Linked DNA regions of Homo sapiens: region 1 is linked to region 2. Evidence: read pairs that join two places in POLR2A ChIA-PET (ENCODE). Cell type or tissue: endothelial cell of umbilical vein. All regions are shown on one strand.

Evidence for each region. ChIA-PET counts read pairs that join two places held together with the same protein. Peaks named below come from ENCODE experiments on the same cell type or tissue, not always from the same donor. Only the 100,000 strongest peaks of a DNase experiment are listed, where the experiment ranks them.
Region 1: POLR2A ChIA-PET joins it to region 2 with 7 read pairs; 3 of 35 experiments call an interaction of 5 or more read pairs at or near these places.

Annotation. Positions count from the first base shown.
Region 1 is chr3:161,136,653-161,140,652 of GRCh38, forward strand. No RefSeq gene overlaps it. Among named protein-coding and RNA genes, the nearest start is that of B3GALNT1, 33 kb to the left of the region's middle. In endothelial cell of umbilical vein, no CTCF peak of the experiment used is centred here; a DNase peak (open chromatin) is centred at 1,919.
Region 2 is chr3:161,082,735-161,086,734 of GRCh38, forward strand. B3GALNT1 (beta-1,3-N-acetylgalactosaminyltransferase 1 (Globoside blood group)) reads right to left here. Exons shown (of 5, transcript NM_003781.4): 5 at 1,149-4,000. The coding sequence ends at 3,025. Among named protein-coding and RNA genes, the nearest start is that of B3GALNT1, 21 kb to the right of the region's middle. In endothelial cell of umbilical vein, no CTCF peak of the experiment used is centred here; a DNase peak (open chromatin) is centred at 1,767; H3K27ac peaks cover 426 bases.

The DNA of each region.
Region 1 (4,000 bases), 54 kb after region 2:
TTGAGGCCAGGAGTTTGAGACCAACCCGAGCAACATAATGAGACCCCTATTTCTACAAAAATTTTTTAAAAATTAATTGAGCATGGTGGCATATGCCGTCCAACTACTCAGGAGGCTGAGGTGGGAGGATCTCTTAAGCCCAGGACTTTGAGGGTTCAGTGTGCTATGATCATGCCACTGCATTTCAGCCTGGGTGACAAGAGCAGGATACTGTCTCTAAAAAATAAATAAATAAATGAAAAATAAAGTAACAAAGGAAGAAAGAAATTAAAACATATATTTAGGGCCTGTTATCTGTCATGTGATGCTATACCAGTATCAAGTTGGAGTTCAGTATCTTATTGCTACAAAGAGTTTGTCTTATTCATCTTATGATCTCTATTTTTGTGTTAATGCTGGTCAGTTGTGCCTAAGCTCCAAGGGGAGCCATGTACTACCCCCCATTCCCATCGTAGGCTGAAATAGTTTTTCAGCTTTCTCTGGGATCCCCTTGGCCAAGAGTGGATCCATTCAGTCAGCTGTCGGGCTTAGAATTTTATTTTCCATGTACAATTACAATATAGTACACACTCACATGCATGTGCATATGCACACATGCACAAAATATGTTGAGATAGTATGCTGATCTTTATGAACATGTAATAGCCCAGAAATGGGAGAAGCGCTTTTTAAAGAGATTTTTCAACCACAAATCTTCACTGAAAGAAGAGACTTCTGTCTATCTTGGATATATGTCTTTTGGGACACTCCTACCTCTAGAGACCAAAAACAATTGTTCCTGAGAGAAAGTGAAGTCACCCGAGTAAAGGTGCTTAGGTTGAGAAGCTAAGCCAAGTGCTTTATTTTGTAATGTAAATCCATGTCTGTCAGCAGCAAAGCCAAGTCCCTGCAGCTTTGTATCTTCCACAGGAGAAAGGATTATTTTCTATATTTGGATTTTTATTGTTTTGGGTTGGTTTTTTATTGCTGGAGATGTGTATATGTTCTTTATGTAGTAAATCACAGAGAATCAGGAGCAGAAGCCCTAAAGCTACTGTAGAGATAGGCATGCCTGATCATCCTATGGGGCTTTAAAAAAGTGACCTGGACTTAGTCCAGTTTAGCACAGCATGGGTTGTGGTTATGCCCACTAAGATTGGATAACTCACAATGTTGTTATTGATTTGGCGGCCGTTATTTGTAATTGTCCTGAGAGGTGGAGCTCAGGGTAACCATAACACTGAGGGTTAGGGTGGTGCATCTTTTAAAAGGAGACATAATTCCACAATCATCCACCTGAGTAGTAGTTATAAATTACTGGTGTGCAAAAATTGAGATGGAGGAAGAGCAGAAACCAGAGGGAAAGGAGACCCTTTTTCTTGTTTAGGTCCTTATTGAGAGTCTGGCAAGAACCTTGAGGCATGAAGATAGATGAGAGTCAAATAGGGAGGCAATCGAGGTTGGTCTCAAATACAGAACTGGGGGTGGTGCATCGGAGCGAAGTCATTTTTTTTTTTTTTTTTTTTTTTTTTGAGACAGAGTTTCGCTCTTGTTGTCCAGGCTGGAGTGCAATGGCGCGATCTCGGCCCCTGGCAACCTCCGCCTCCCGTGTTCAAGCGATTCTCCTGCCTCAGCCTTCCTGAGTAGCTGGGATTACACGCATGCACCACCACGCCCAGCTAATTTTGTATTTTTAGCAGAGGTGGAGTTTCTCCATGTTGGTCAGGCTGGTCTCGAACTCCCGACCTCAGATGATCCGCCTGCCTCGGCCTCCCAAAGTGCTGGGATTACAGGCATGAGCCACCGCACCCGGCCCTGAGCAAAGTCATTTTTAACAGCAATTGGAAGTAACTCATTGTGCTAAGCTTCCTGCCAGCCAGTCTCAGATATGCCTAGGAAATTAAGAAATGGGCCTGCCCGTGCTTGGGGAACAATGGTAAAGGGCAAAACACTGCCTCCCCCTGAGGCCAAAGGGGAGAAAGCAGGTATGTCCCCAGTTATCAAGGATACAAAAATAGTTTCCAAAGGGTAGAGGTCATCAGGCATAAATTCTCTATAAGTCGATTCATTAACAAAGTATGTAGTCAGTCCTCACTTGTCTCCTTATAATTGGTTCACATTATTACCTGTCAATAATTCTGAAATCCCAATGCTTTTGGAAAGTTATTTTTTTCATAAGTTTGCAACTATCTCATTTGGTGGCAAAACTTGACTAGAACTTACTTGATATTTTTTACACTTTTTTTTTTATTATACTTTAAGTTCTGGGGTACATGTGTACAACATGCAGGTTTGTTACATAGGTATACATGTGCCATGTTGGTTAGCTGCACCCATAAACTCATCATTTACATTAGGTATCTCTCCTAATGCTATCCCTCCCCCAGACCCCCACCCCCCAACAGGCCCTGGTGTGTGATGTTCCCCTCCCTGTGTCCATGTGTTCTCATTGTTGAACTCCCACTTGTGAGTGAGAACATGTGGTGTTTGGTTTTCTCTTCTTGTGTTACTTTGCTGAGAATAATGGTTTCCAGTTTCATCCATGTCCCTGCAAAGACATAAACTCATCCTTTTTTATGGCTGCATAGTATTCCATGGTGTATATGTTTTTTATACTCTTATGTCACTTGAATTCTGAATATTTATGTTTTGCTTCAGAAATATCAATGGGTTTGTTAATAAGGTTCTGCCTCAGAGTTCTCTTAGCATGCTACATGGCATGGGCCCCATAGAGCTAAAAAGTTAAAAAAAATCTGAAAACTTCTGAATCCCAAAAGCCTGTCTGGTCCCAAGGGATTTGGACCTGTATTAACCTTTATCCTAGCTGAAGGCCTGCCTAAGGCTCCTTAAGCAAGCCAGGGTCTGTTTTCTTTGATCCTTGGATATAAATGACCCACCCTCATGTTCTAAGATAGAGCTTGCAGACTGGTGTGTACTACTTGGTGGCATACCTTGTCTGGTCCACACTGGTTTAAAAATACATGAATGTGTTAAAAGTCAGGAGATTACATATAAAAGCATAAATTTCTAATGTCTCTTGGAAAATTGGAAAAGCTAGCAATATTGAATCTACATTCTGGCAGAACATATATTTGCTAGAACTGAGCAGCAGCTACTTTTTAAAGATAGGAACATGTCTATAAAATTGTCAGAGGCGTTTGAACCAGAGTGACTTCATCTTGAATAGGGACTGGGTAAAATGAGGCTGAGACCTGCTGGGCTGCTTTTCCAGGGCGTTCATTAGGCATTCTTAGTCACAGGATGTTTACAGTTAAGGGAACAGGTTAATAATGTTTACTGAACAGACCCAGGGCTAAACAGATCCAGGAAATAACAGGCCCAGGAAATGTCCTGATGTCCTGATATCTTAAGAACAAAAGCATTTATAGTTCTAAGAATAAGTTTTGCATTAAAGATAATAATACAGATTTTTACAGAAGACGGTAATTACACAAAGATTAACAATTCTTTGTCACAAGCCCTTGTAGTAGGGCATATTTCTCCCATGATTTTTTGCTTTATTATCTTATATATAAGCAAGCATTGTACCTAAGGTGGACGTGGTTCTTCCTCTCACTTTCAGGAATGCCCTCCTCTGTCTATGGAGTAGCCACACTTTTATTCCTTTACGTTCTTAATAAACTTGCTTTCACTTTACTCTGTGGACTCACCCTGAATTCTTTCTTGCAAGATCCAAGAACTCTCTCTTGGCGTCAGGATCAGGACTTTTCTCTTCCATGGTGAACTGCAAAGGGACCATACTGAAGAGATCCCCGACCCAAGGGAAATAGACTGCAGCACCAATTGGCTGATGTTGGGAAATTGGTGGGGTACATTTTATCTTGGGACAAAGTTGGGTTAAAGGTCCAACTTAGGAGGGTTAAAGCCCCTTGTAAGACAGAGAGGGTTAAAAGGCCCCTCTTGGTAAAGCACAAGGATGCTGGTCTGAACTTGGGTTAGAGGCCTAACTTAGGAAGATTAGAGTCCCTCCTAAGACATGAGGAGTTAGAAGTCCTCCTTG
Region 2 (4,000 bases):
CTAATATTTACTTCCTGAAAGCTTAATATAGTTGAAAACAAAAAATATAATGACCCAATCTCTTAATGTTTTCCTAATCATTTAACTTTGTAGGTTCTTTTAGGCACCAATCTTCAGTTCAAAAGAAACAATCTTCTGAAACTTGTTTGTTTTTTTTTTGTTTTTTGGTCTTTTCTAAAAGTGAAAGGGAATTATTTTTTATGTTAAAAGTTCTCTCTAGAAATGTTTTGAGTTAGCTTCCCAAACATCGATATACAGAAATGTGGCACTTAGCAATGGAGATACATTCTGAGAAATAGGTGATTTTGTCGTTGTGCAAACATTAGAGTGTACTTACACAAACGTAGATGGCATAGCCTACTATACACCTAGGCTACATGGTAGAGCCTATCGCTTCTAGGCTATAAACCTGTACAGAATGTTACTGTACTGAATACTTACTGTTGGAAACTGTCACACAATGGTACTGGTGTATCTAAAATAGAAAAAGCACAGTAAAAAAAACCAAACAGTATAAAAGATAAAAAATAGTACACCTGTATAGGGAGGGCACTTACCATTAATAGAGCTTGCAGGGGTGGAAGTTGCTCTGTGTGAGTCACTAAGTGAGTGGTGGGTGAATGTGAAGGCCTCAAACATTACTGTGCACTACTGTAGACTTTACAAACATGGCACATTTAAAGTAGGCCACACTAAATTCATTTAACAATTTTCTTTCTTCAGTAATTAACCTTAACTCACCGTAACTTAACTTTACAAACTTTCAAACTTTGACTCTTTTGTCAAAGTTTTTTGACACTTAGCTTAAATTTAAAACACAAACATCTTGTAAAACTGCACAAAAATATCTTTATATCCTTATTCTGTAAGTTTTTTCCTATTTTAAACTTTATTTTTCTACTTTTTAAACTTTGTTAAAAACTTAAGACACAAACACACACATTAGCCTAGGCCCACAGGGTCAGGATCATCAGTATCACTGTCTTCTATCACCACATCTTGTCTCACTGGAAGGTCTTCAGGAGAAATAGCATGAATGGAGCTGTCATCTCCTATGATAACAATGCTTTCTTCTGGAATACCTCCTGAAGGACCTGCCCAAGGCTCTATTAAACATTTTTTTAATAAGTAGGAATAGAACACTCTAATTATAAAAAGTAAATACACAAACCGGTGTCATTTATTGTCATTATCAGTATTACATACTGTACATAACTGAATGTGCTGTACTTTTATACAACTGGCAGTGTAGTAGGTTTGTTTACACCAGCATCTCCACAGACACGTGAGTAATGCACTAGGCTATGACATTAAAACGGCTAAAACATCATGAGGCAATAGATTTTCTGCTCCATTATAATTTTATGGGACCACTATTGTATATGTCATTATGCAGTACATAACTGTAATCTTCTGCAAAACCAGTCAAATCTAACCATGCCACAAAAATAACTACCACCATCTGTCTTAAAGAACGTGACTCCTATATGGATGGAGATTAACAAGGGCATAGATCGATTCTATAGAATATTTCATTTAATTGATTTTATTATAACTGGATTAGGTCTGAGCCCTGGGAAACAGACATCACCTTGTTATACAGAATCACACATTATAGTTTTAACTGAAGTTGTTTTTCATATAGGACAATCATAAATATGAGTATTACAAGAGCTGACTACATACTTTCAAGTTTATATTTCCTGACAAAGGATATGACCTTTTTCCATCCTGTAATTCAGAGAAAAAGAACCACTTGCCCTATATAAACTCTAAAAAGAAAACTGCATAAACCCAGGAACAGGGGGCAAGGAGTGCTCCCCTTTGACCTACTATTAGCAGGTCCAACAAATGATATATCACCACGTCTATGAAGAAATTTCTTTCTATAAAAGCACAAAATTTAAATCGGATTTGACTTTACATATTAGGGCTTTCATCTTGATGAGAAACTCATAACAGCAGCAGCTCAAACTGATTGTTAAAAGGAAAAAACACAGGGCAGATTAATAATGCAACTTGGATCTTCACTCTTCTCTTTCCAATTCAAATGCTGGAATATGACACTCTTTTTATAATATTCTGCCCATGAGGTTCTCTCCCTTCTTTTCTGCCTTCAGAGTCCTTTCCAAAAGGAAATTACTGCCTTGCATTCTACATTATTCCTAATTTCCAGGTGGAAAAATGAGACAAATTAAGTGACTTCTAAAAACACTAGGAACTGTATTTTTTAAAAACAAGACAATACTTCAGATTTTCTTGCTTTAATTCTTCTCTATATTACCACAGTAAAATATTTAACAAAGTCCAAGAGATTACTGATATGCAATAATGACCTATGACTTTACATTAATGGAGTGATGTATCAATAATAAACTGATCAGTTAAGTAACTGGAAAATGTTTGCATGTAAAGAATGATTCACTATCCTTTTTATCTTGTATTGAAATCGTCAAAACATTTAAAAACACAAAGTTGAAGTAATTTTAAATAATAATAACTGTGAAATACTGCAACATCTTGAAGTACTTTATAAATGACCAAAAACAGGTAAAATTTTGTTCAGTATAACTTCAGTGAAGAAGTTTTTTGACACAGAACTACATATATTTTTAAATTGGTAATCCACATAAGATATACACAAAACCTTCAAGTGACTACATTGTTCAATAAATAAAACTCTACATTGTTTTGTTTTTACAGCCTAGTGAGCTTATAACTCAGTAACACCCTTTTAAGAAATTCTAGTCTACAGAATGACATGTCCAAATTGTTTGGTCCTATTAATTTCTTTAGCAAAAACCTCCAATTCCTTTATATTTAATTCCTCCACATATCATCTTTGAAGGGCCTGACTAATAAATCACAAGTGTAACCCTCCAGTCTCCAGTCTGGGTTTTTCATGAGTTTCAGTTCAGTGTAAGCCAGCACACTGACCTCCCCATGAATTTTCCACAGTACCTACTTTATTTAACACTTTCCACAAAGTATCCTGTCCTTCTAGGCTTTTTGTAGAATGTGAAGTTAATAATGGCATGTGGTGTTCCTTAGCATGACCTGCCAAAAAGTGATGATCTCCTTGGAAGAAAAGCCATGGGCTGCAATCACACGTCTCAGTTGACAGACATCCAAATGGATTCTATATAGAAAGAAAAGATTTGTGTCTTCTGGAATATGAATGTTCACTTTTAATAAATTCAAACAGATCCCGACATAAACATCTTCAAACTTGATGGGTTTTACGTGACCCATCATTTCATAGATCCTTGGCACCAAATCTCTGGACATTATATAACCCAACCCACTGCAGTATGGAGGGAACACCTTGAAAGGATACTCCTGGTAAGAAATATGGGTTTTTTGGTAAAATCCTCTATAGGAATAATTATCAATTAGAGGATAACCTGTGAAAAACTTCTCTGAGTGGTTTAGGTTTAAAAGATACTTCACTAAATTGCCAGTATTGATGAAAACATCAGTGTCTGTCTTCATTACGTACTTGGCATTGGGGCAAAACTCAGTTACCCACCTGAATGCCATAATGGTTTTCAAGGTCAGGTTATTATATGTGTCTAAAAAATCTTGTCGGATTATGTCACCATAAAGAAGGTGTTCATCCTCTAAGGACAATGCCAACATTTTGTCTTCCTTTTCAGCCTCTTGGCCTAATAAGAAAAATGTAAGAACCTCATATCCCCACCAAGACTTTTTTTCACCCCAAGTAACTCTAATGGCCTGCCTGGCTTTCACATCTGAAGGGTGGGAGGTCACCAGAATGACCAGAAATGGATTTTGATGAGAGCAGTTTGAATGCTCTCGAAGTGTGAAGTGAAAGTCTTGTCTGTAAATCGGCTCATACTCATAGAAGTACATCCAGTTCACGCGTTCTATCACATTGTAGTGGGGAAGGCTGAGGTACCACATCACAAAGAAACTCAGGAGTGACAGCAGCAGGAGGCTCCATTTGAGGGATCTCAGTGACATCCTACTCGGAAGGACA